Linked DNA regions of Homo sapiens: region 2 is linked to region 1. The links are chromatin loops, found by intact Hi-C in ENCODE. Cell type or tissue: PC-9. All regions are shown on one strand. Each heading gives the region's core, and the rest is flanking DNA. Links, peaks and the distances in the headings are about the cores only.

The links. Hi-C counts contacts between places; a loop is a spot of excess contacts. Peaks named below come from ENCODE experiments on the same cell type or tissue, not always from the same donor. Only the 100,000 strongest peaks of a DNase experiment are listed, where the experiment ranks them.
Region 2: it touches region 1 in a loop (4-fold over the local background); 2 of 110 quality-filtered maps call a loop at or near these places.

The regions. Positions count from the first base shown.
Region 1 is chr15:101,481,291-101,486,524 of GRCh38, forward strand. The region is part of intron 1 of PCSK6 (proprotein convertase subtilisin/kexin type 6); the gene reads right to left. LOC124903566 reads right to left here. Exons shown (of 2, transcript XM_047433427.1): 1 at 60-5,234; 2 at 1-27. Among named protein-coding and RNA genes, the nearest start is that of PCSK6, 5.8 kb to the right of the region's middle. In PC-9, for the core only: no CTCF peak of the experiment used is centred there; DNase peaks (open chromatin) are centred at 1,691 and 2,321; H3K4me3 peaks cover 1,216 bases; H3K27ac peaks cover 2,408 bases.
Region 2 is chr15:101,346,088-101,351,321 of GRCh38, forward strand. The region is part of intron 13 of PCSK6 (proprotein convertase subtilisin/kexin type 6); the gene reads right to left. Among named protein-coding and RNA genes, the nearest start is that of PCSK6-AS1, 14 kb to the left of the region's middle. In PC-9, for the core only: no CTCF peak of the experiment used is centred there; a DNase peak (open chromatin) is centred at 3,074; H3K27ac peaks cover 2,034 bases.

The DNA of each region.
Region 1 (5,234 bases), core at 1,169-3,668:
CAGAACTTGGAAGGCTGAGGGGCGAATCTGGTGACGGGTGGGAAGGCTGAGGGGCGAACCTGGTGACGGGTGGGAAGGCTGAGGGGCGAACCTGGTGACGGGTGGGAAGGCTGAGGGGCGAACCTGGTGACAGGTAAAGCCGTTCTGGGCAGGAAGAACAACAGAAGCAAAGCCTGAAAGGAAGCAAAAGCATGAAGATGGGGGATGGGCAGAGCTGCAGCTACAGCCAGGGCTCGAGGCGGTGGGGTGGGGCAGGAGGAGGCCCTGAGGCAGGTAGAGGCCACAGAGGCCACAGCCTGTGCTGGGCGGTGGCAGGGGCAATGCAGGGAGCCTGAGAGCCATTCAGGAGACAGTGAGACAGGCTTGGGGGAGCACGGGAGCAGGAGGAGGCGATGGTGACCTCTAGGCCTCCAGCTCTGCCACTAAGGTAGACAGGGGTCTCTTCTTGTAGACAGGGACCCACACGAGGAGGAGGTTTCAGCAAAAGATGATTAGTCCAGCTGATAAATGTGCAGCTTGAGTGACTGAAATGTGAGTGACTCAAATGTGTAGTTTGAGTGGCTTCCTAGAAGGACTGGAGGGCTTTTCTTTTTCCCTCCAATAGAGAGAGGTGTGAGTGGTTCCAATGCTGATGAGCAGGAGCCAGTACAGATTCCCCGAGACAGAGCCATGCTGGTGTGCAGCCCTTTGAGTCTGTGCGCGTTCACGCACACGCATGTGCACGCACCCGGTGGACAGAGGGAGAAACGGCGGCTGGTGGGGTCTCCGGAGGTTGCTATGCCTCTTGTCTGTTCATTCTGGCAGAAGCCGAAAGGCTTTTCTGTCTGATGATTTACCTTTGTCTGGGAAGCAGGTACGAGGTGACAGCAGTAGAAGGTGAGTCAGAGGGTGTGGGGTCCGGCCCTGGCCTGTCAGTCACTGGTTTGTCAGAAGGTACCTGGGTCTAAGGCCTCATCACCATTAACCAGGCCTGGTGACACCTCCCTGCAGGGCTGGTGAGGGCCTTCGGAGCAATAGTCAGGAGAAACATCAGCTGGTGGGAGCAAGACCAGGGCTTCTGGTCGGTGGCAAGGCCAAGACCCAGTCCCAGGAGCCAGGAGGAGGCCAGCCACCCAGGGCAAGTACAACCCGGAAGCCCTCCCAGGGCAGGGTGAAAGGAGGAGGAGAGGTGTCGGCAGCCTGGCTGAGCTGCAGAAGATCAGAGGAACTACTTTCTAGATGCCACAATCTGTGTAGAGGCTCAGAGATCCAAAAAAGCTCAGGACGTTCCCAGCCGGCATGCAGTTGGCGGACACTGGAGAACAGGGTCTGGACAGCCCTGAGTGTCCCTGTCACCACCCAAAGCTCAAAGCCGGCAGGAGTATCAGGCGGTGTCCCAGCCTCCCCCAGCCCATCGACAGCTCCGTGTTTCTCATTTGCTTCCCTGGTTTCCGCCCAGAGAAACTCAAGCCTTTCTAATGGTCCAGTCAGCTGAGCCACCTGCTCAGTCCTGATTCTGAGTCTGCTCCTGATTCTGAGTCTGCCCCTGCACCTGCTCAGTCCTGATTCTGAGTCTGCCCTGGATGCTGCCTTCTGGAGCTTTTCTGGCTCCAGAGATGGCAGCTGGCTCGGCTTTGATCACCACTCCCCGCACCAGCTCCAATGACTCAGGAGGGCAGTCCGGTCAATTAAACTCCTGCCCACTTAAAGGCATCACCATCCGGGTGAAGACGTCAGATAGGAGGGTTAAGACAATGAGCTTCACAACCCTCATCTTGCCTCTGTCCCTCAGTTCACACCCAGAACCTCTCGCAGGCCAGCCGCGCACAGCCAGTCCAGCTTGGCTCAGAGCATAAAACCAAGACAGCCTTAGACCGAAAACCAATCCCAGAGAACTAGGTCACAGGTGACTGCTCTTCCGGGTCTCCCCTTGTCCCTACCAAACCCCTGACGCTGTGGCTGGAACAAGTTCTGGCCCATCATTTTAACACCTGGTTAAGGCTTCGGCTTGTTTTTCATTGCAAGAACAAGTTGTCTGCAGCATGACAATTTTCCTCTGCTGACAAATGAATCGTGCAGGCTCACCTGAAATTCTGGGCCAGGTATGTCCTGCTCAGTAGCTATTTTAAGTAAAACTATTTAAGGCAAGTTCAAGATCATTTAAGGCTCTTAGATCTTTTAGGGCCCTGGCAGCCAGCCTGCCTTTTTATGTTCAGACTCAGAAGCAACAAATTAGCTCAATACCCCAGGCAAAGCAAAAACCCAAGGGAAAGCATGGCATCCAAGAACCACCCTTAAGATAAACATCATTTCCAAGAGCAGCAGACGCTGAGCTGTTGTGATTTGGTATGTGGAGAATACCTTGCTGCCATCCTCTCCACACAAGCAACTTGTCTTTTCTGAGTCACAATGTCAAAGGTGACAATGCACACAGGTTAGAGCGAGGGTGACTGGAAGGAGAAAGAAGCAGGGGAGAAGGGAAGGGTTCCTGGGCTCCGTGTCCAGCTCTGTCCAAACGCCCATGCGACCTGCAGCCAGACATTCTGTTTCTCTGTCACCATTTCCTTGACAAGTGGATCGGCCCAGTCTGGACATCTAAAGTAGGGACTTCTTAACATGGGCCTGCAGGCACCTGCCTCCAGCGGTGGGCTTCAGATGGTCCAGAAGCACCATGCGGTAGGTGTACCATGTGCATCTCCCTTTTCTTTTTTCTCTCTTCAATGTTTTATGTGTATCTGTGTATATGTCTATGTATATAGGTATATGCGTCAATATACGTGTGTTTATATATTATACGTGTGTATATATACACACTTGTACACATCACCACATGTAATATACCCTGATACAAAGAAAAAAAGTACAAAATGTCTAGGCACAATTTTGTATATAATCCACGTATGTTTATACATACACACACCCACACACATAAGCGTGTGTTGTAAAGCAGTACACTGCAGATAAAGTTTGAAGTTCCTCTCCCCTCCCTCCCTTCTTGGAGGTCATTGCTAACTAGAATTTGATGCAGATCCTTACAGCCCACACTTTTATACTTTTACTACATCTATAAGCATCCATAATTAATACAGTATTGCTTTGTGCTTTGTTTTTGCTTGTTTTTGTTTTTGTTTTGAGACAGAGTTTCACTCTACTCGTCGGCCAGACTGGAGTGCAGTCCTGTTCATCTCAGCTCACTGCAACCTCCACCTCCCAGGTTCAAGCCATTCTCCTGCCTCAGCCTCCTGAGTAGCTGGCATTACAGGCGTGCACCACCACGCCCAGCTAATTTTCATATTTTTTTAGTAGAGACAGGGTTTCACCATGTTGGCCAGGCTGGTCTCGAACTCCTGACCTCAGATGATCCACCCGCCTCTGCCTCCCAAAGTGCTGGGATTACAGGCGTGAGCCACCACGCCCGGCCTGCTTTGTGTGTTTCTTAACGTTTACATGAATATGATCACATTGGACACCTACAATTTGCCTTTTTTCTCTCTCAACACTATTTGAGAGATGTATCTGTGTAGATATAGATCTGGTTTATTCATTTCTAACCACTGTAGAGTCTTGCATGGTGTGACTATTTTGATTTAGTTCTCTATTCTACTTCAGGGAAGGTGGGTTTTCCTTCATTTAAAAAAACGCCTGCATGGACATTCTTATACAAGTCTCTTTGTGCACACGTGGGAGAGTTCTTCCAGGATATGTCTGGCTGTGGACTAGCAAGTCCAGCCTCACCGTGTATCGCCAAATTGCTCTCCAAACGATACCAATCTCCACCAGCAGCATCTGAAAGTTCCCATTGCTCTATATCCTTGCCAGCACGTGATGCTAACACTCTTCCGTGTCGGGAAATCCAATAGGTGTGAAATGGTATCTCATCGTTGCCTAAATTGCAGTGCTCCAATAACCCCCAGCGAACTTGAGTGAAGCTGGGCATCATTTCTTATGTTTACTGGTCATTTGGATTTCTCTTCATTGACTTCTCCATTCATAAACTTCCCCATTTTTCTACCTGGCGTGTATCTTTTTTTCTTAGTGATTTATAGTTTTCAAAATAATCTGTGTACTAATGTATTTGTTATATATTGTAAATACTTTCCTGGTCTATTCTTGCTTTTTAACTCTGTTAGGATGCCTTTGTTTACATAGAATTTTTATCTTAATGTATCAGTCTCTTCATTTTGAAATTTATTTTCATAACTTGTGTAGGGACTCCTTTCCCGGTGTGACAAAGGTATTCCACTGCAGCTCTTTCTAAAGTTTTATATACAGTCTTTAATCCCATCTGGAATGTACTGTTGTGTAATGTGAGGATCTAATTGTTTTTCCATGGGGAGAGCCTGTTCTCCCAGCACCATTTAGTAAATAGCCCATCCTTCCCCATCTATTTGTAACTCTTCAGCTCACACATACAAGTTCCCACACATGCTTGGGTTTGAGTTGACTCTACTGCTGGACTGTCGTTACCACAACTCCCCTCCTCCTCTTCTTTCCCAGAGTTGTCTGAGGTATTCCTGGACCTTACTCTTCCATATGAATTTTATAATTCATTTGTGTGATTTCATATTCCACATTAAATCTTGTCACAGCTTAAACTAGATTACATTGAATTTGCAGATTAAATTGGGGCAACTATGAGAGCCAGCCCTCCCATGCATGAACACAACGCATCTCTCCATTTATTTAAATTTTTTTTTTTTTTTTTTTTTTTGAGACGGAGTTTCACTCTTGTCGCCCAGGCTGGAGTGCAATGGTGCGGTCTCGGTTCACTGCAACCTCCGCCTCCCAGGTTCAAGCTATTTTCCTGCCTCAACCTCCCAAGTAGCTGGGATTACCGGCATGTGTCACCAAGCCCAGCTAATTTTTGTATTTTTAGTAGAGACAGGGTTTCTCCATGTTGGTCTGGCTGGTCTCGAACTCCTGACCTCAGGTGATCCGCCTGCCTCAGCCTCCCAAAGTGCTGGGATGAGCCACCATGCCCAGCCTAAACTTTCTTTTCTCAGTCCTTCTTCTAAATATTTTATGTTTCTCTATAAAAGTCTCACCTTTTTAAAAGACCTATTTCAACGTATCTAACAGCTTTTATGCAAGAATGAAGAATGGTTTCTTTCGTCTTCTCAGATGTGCTGCCATGCAGGTGGCTGTTGCTGATCAACTCCCTTATTAGCTCCAGGGGTTAATCTCCAGGCTCTTTTGGATTATCCATGTAGTTATGTCATCTGCCGATAATGACATTGGACACTTCCACATTTTTA
Region 2 (5,234 bases), core at 1,603-4,102, 130 kb before region 1:
CTCCTGGTAAGACTACAAATCAGTTCAACTATTTCGAAAAGCAAATTGGCAATATGTATCAAAGGCAGGCATATTTGTGGTTTCCACCTCTTATTTATCCCAGTAATTTTACTTCTGGTGAATAATCCCAAAGAAATAATTTTAAATTCAGGAGAAGGCTTTTTGTACTAAGCTGTCCGCTCATAATAGGAAAAAATGGAAAGCAATCTACATGTCCAACAATAGAGAGATGCTTAAATAAATTATGGTGCTTCTGTTGGTGAAGTATTATAAAAATCTATAAAATGCTGCTTACAAAGGATATTTAATGACATAGAAACATGCTTGCTATGCAAGTAACAAAAAGAAAGAACAAGTTATACATGCAGCACAGTTAGGACTCTGTGAAATGTCAGGGGAGAAAAAGACCAAGTAGAAATGCCTGTAGAGACGTAGTTTGAACACGAAGTGTTTCTGGAAATAGGTAATAAAGTCAAATGTTCGAAAATCAAACACACTTATCTATTCTGGGGCGAACCTGGCTGCCAGAATGCCGAACCATGCAGGCAACAGGAATGCCCAAGCGTACCTCATTCCTAAAACTGAGGGCAAATCTGGGAAAGGGGTTTCAAGAGAGCTCTCCCTCTTCCTCAGATCTGTCATTTTCATTTTCATCAATGTTTAGTATTTTATTTGCAAAAATTAGCTATGAGGTGAGACAAAGGTCATCTTTTTGTTATGCTTTCTACTGGAGATACAGAACCGACTAAACAATACTGTGATTCATAAATGTGCACAGCAGCAGTTGGTTGCATTTCTCCCCGAGATAAGTGGGGATACATACTTCTTTTTTTCTCAAACGAGGAGAGTTTTGGGGAAAGGCGTCACTGTCACGGCCCCGTGAAAGAGAAAAGGAGGTAAAGAGATTGACTGCAATATTAATGCAAATGGGGTTAAAAATGGAACTTTTTGACAACAGTGTGTATGGTGACTGTTTGGAGAGTGTGCCAAGTTCTTCAGCTCTGTTTCCAAGGAAGTGGGAGTGATACTCTATAATTGCACTTTCCAGAAATGAGAGTTTAGTGACAAACTTGAAAGCCGGCACAGAAGGCATGTGCTTTAAATCTGTCTTCCTTTCTAGCATCAAGCACAGGATAGATTGAGCCATCGAACACAGATTGCAAAATCTCAACTCTTATCTTAGAAATGAAGATTAGCTCAAAAGAGATGTCAATAAAACACAGATCAAGATGGCTAGCAATAAAATGAGAACAGTTATGCTCTTGGGAAAAAAGACATTGTTGAAAGGGCCACTGAAAGGAAATCAAGAATTCATGGAACTTTTTAGGATGAATAAAGGGAAAACATGGTCACACAGAAGAGACTAATCTCTTCCCCTTCATTAAACATTTTACTGAGTATGTACAGCTGAAGACAGAACTGGTTAAAATTATGTAAGCTCTTGATTTAAACAAGGTTCATGCTTGCACGCACACGCATTCATGCAGTCAATCAACAACTGTTTGTGAGCCATGTCCAAAGTGCTGAGCCTCTGGGGGCGGGAGCTGAGAGATCCAGCTCTGGACTTCCAAAGGCAGCCAAAGTTCTAAATGTGGTGGCTTTGGTCATCTGTCCCTCTGCAGTATTTCACAGAGATTACCAAAGCTCTTGTTCAATCTGCCACCGGAACACGTGTTTTAGTCCAGGTTCCCTGGAAAACAAGGGACTGAAGTGAAGCCCATGGGCTGAAGCTTTATTGGGAGGTGCAATCCCAGGGCAACAGGAGTGGAGGGCAGCAGGAGGAAGCGCCCGGGGTTGACAAATGGAAGGAGCTGTGTTTCAAGCTGGCTGCAGCTCCACAAAGAAACGGGGTGGTTGCTTAGCTGGGGGAAGTCTTCCAAACAGGCCTTGTGAGACCAATGTGCCCTCAGACAGGAAGGGCATACACTTTATGTCCTGTCTTTCCTTGGGTAAACCTTCCTTCTGGGTTGTGTTACCTGCCCCCTCCAGGCAGCCAGATGCTGGGGAGGCCTGATACCAAGCCTCACCTGGAAGTGGAGGGAAAAGCCACAACCCCCGCCCCCCCGGGGTCCCGCTGGGTCGGACCGGCCCCTGCGCCTCCGCTGCTCCTCCCCGGTGGGAACGTCAGCAGCCATTCCAACGCCCAGGCTTCACCGTGGGGGAGGCTGGGGGAGCCGAGGCAAGGAAGTGAGGGCTAGATCTCTTTACTGGGCAACAGGCAAGGCCTGACGACAGCAGGGCTGGGCCAGTCTGGGGAGACACGCAGTGGGGCCAGTGTGACATTTGCGGAGTAAAACGTCATCAAAATACATGCTTCGAGGTATGAAGTGTGAACTATCATGTTTGAAAAGAACCTGCTTCCCTGGGCTTTCTGGAGTCTTCCAAAGGTATAGCAGCACCTTCGTGAGACACCGTCACAGCACAAGGCAGAACACAGAATTCGATATGTAACTGACATGTGTAATTGGCTTCAAGGAAGCTCAATATCAAGAAACACTTCTTGGTGTTTCTGATGTTATAGGCACTATGGACAAAGATTGTAATCCTGAAACCTTTGAAACTCCTCATAAAGGATTTGTTCATATGAAACCTTCCTCCATTTGAATCTCCCCAGGCCCGTTGAAGTAGACACTATTATTCCCATCACACACGTGCAGAAACAGAGACTGAGAGATTCCGTGACCAGGCCAGGAAGCGGCCAGCTGAACTCAGACCACGCCTGCCAGCTGCTCTGCTCTGGGCTCTCCCTAAACACCACCCTGAGGTCCAAATCCCGTTCAGGAGCTCCAGTGTCTGCGGCAGCCTGGTCTCCTCCCGCCACCCTCCTGCTCCTCTCACTCAAGTCGCCTGGATAACGGGTCAGATTTGGTTTTCGTAACTGATCTGTGCCCCGATAGCTTATTCTGCAAGTTTTGGCAAAAGCACCACAGTTCTGACTAGACCTTCCTTGATCCTGTCTTGGCTTCAACTTTCAGGTTTCTGGGAAGGACAGAACCAAAGCTGGGATTCCACAGAAGCACAGGGTAGAGTCAGGTGCACTGGGCTGAGCTCCAAAGAAAGCCAAGCCCTGTGGGAACTTCCTGAATGGCTCTGCCCCGGGGGCCTGCAAAAGTCCTGAGGAGCCAAGGCAATGCTTGGCTTATCATCTCCTCCTGGCAGTTTCAACACAAAGCTTTTGGTTAGCAAAGTTTTGTTTGTTTTTCTCGGGAAAAGTGTTGCTTAAGAAGAAGAAAGGAAGAATAGAAATGTACCTGCTGAGTTCAAAAGTCAGAAGAGTTTTCCCTTAGGGCCAGCCAACCCAATAGCAGCCCAGCTTTGCCTCCAGCGCAGCAACCCTGGATTCAGTGAATTCCAAATTCCTGGGTTCTGTAGAGGTCGCAGCCAATTTGATTTTCCTCAGAGGCATGGAGGCAGGTCTCTACCAGCTTCTCCAGGCTGGAATTTTCCCAGAGAGCAAATGGACCAATTCCTAAAGGCTGTGGTAAAACACACACTTGCAGTGGCAGGTAGGGAGAGGGGAGAGGAGCCTGGGCTTCTGTGACAACCTACACAGGCTGCGTGAGAAATTTCATGTCCACCAGGTGCTGGTAAGACGCTGATGAGGGAGTCATCAGTCCCAGGTCTCCCAGCCCGTCACCGGTGCAGCCAGCGTGGGACCCAGGCTCCTCTGCCCCTGCATTCCCGTTCTTTAAATCACATCACTCTGTGGCCCCGAGTGCAGAGTGCCATACAGATTCGTTTCACACATTTGTTCTACCATCTCTGCAACTGCTGCTTGTTGGCTTTCTATCATGATTTTGCCTTCTTGTGTTTTCGTTTATTTTTTTTATTTTTATTTTTTCTGAGACGGAGTCTCTGTTGCCCAGGCTGGAGTGCAGTGGCACAATCTCGGCTCACTGCAACCTCCACCTCCCTGGTTCAAGCAATTCTCCTGCCTCAGCCTCCCGAGTAGCTGAGACTACAGGTGCACGCCACCATGCCCGGCTAATTTTTGTATTTTTATAGAGATAGGGTTTCACCACGTTGGCCAGACTGGTCTCCAACTCCTGACCTCGTGATCCACCTGCCTTGGCCTCTCAAAGTGCTGGGATTATAGGCGTGAGACAACGCACCTGGCCTTTAGTTTATATTTTATTTGGATACTACAAATGTTGACTATCTTGTGTTTACTGGTTATTTGTATGTTTTCTTTACGAATTGCTTTTCAGGATTTTGGCCTATTTAGTGATATTATTTAAATATTTCTTAGTGATCTGTAAGCACTCTACATTTTAAGGCTATAACACAGTATAGCACTCTGTGATTATCTAACCTCTACAGTTGAGATATTAGACATAAAGGTGTCTGCCTGTGTATTAGAATTTTTTTATGCCAAATATTACTTTAATTTTACCCCTTGGAAAAATGACTTTTTAGCATATGGAGAATTCAGATGATCACTATTTACTGATTAGCAAGATTTAGTCAGAAAAATAGTTTGATTTATTAAACAGCAGTTAAACCAATGGCAATTAGACCGGGGGGCCTCTGAGCCGGCCCTGGGAAGAATGAGGCCAATGAAAAAAGAATGCCTGGTTGCGACGTATATTCCTGGGGAGGACTGGAGAGTGGCTGGCCCCCGCAAGCATAAAGAGGAGCTGGGACGGGTGGGGAGCAGTGCACGTTGAGCCTTGGTCCTGCAATGAATACGCTCCCCTTAAAGTGTGCTTGTCCCAAGAGAAAGACAACCCTCTACCCGTTCAATTCCCAATATGCAGTGGTGCGCTGCAGCCGACCAGCACTGGCTTAACGGAACTGATTGTGAACATTTTCAGAACCTTTGTGAGCTGGTTGTTAAACACAGTCTTTATTAAACATTAAATTATAGAAGCTTACAATTGAATAAATTATACTAAAAACAAAGGTAATGAATATTCACAAATTGCCCCTTCCTCATGATCTCACTATATTTTGTCATTATCTGTGCTTCAGGGTTACTCACATCTGTTCTATCTACACAGGGGAAGCACTATCTCATGGTGGCTACTGGACCCCTCTTTTACCAACCCGTCTTCAGTGACGTCACGTGAAAAGCTTGAAATTGGCCATGGCGGGATATTCCCATATGGAAATCGACAAATGCTACAAACAAGGGCTGGGTTTACTGTTGATTTTCTGGGCTTAAGAAAGTGATGGAGAAAGCATTAATACTGCAGGTATAACTTAAAAATGTTTCATGTCTGTAGGTATTACAC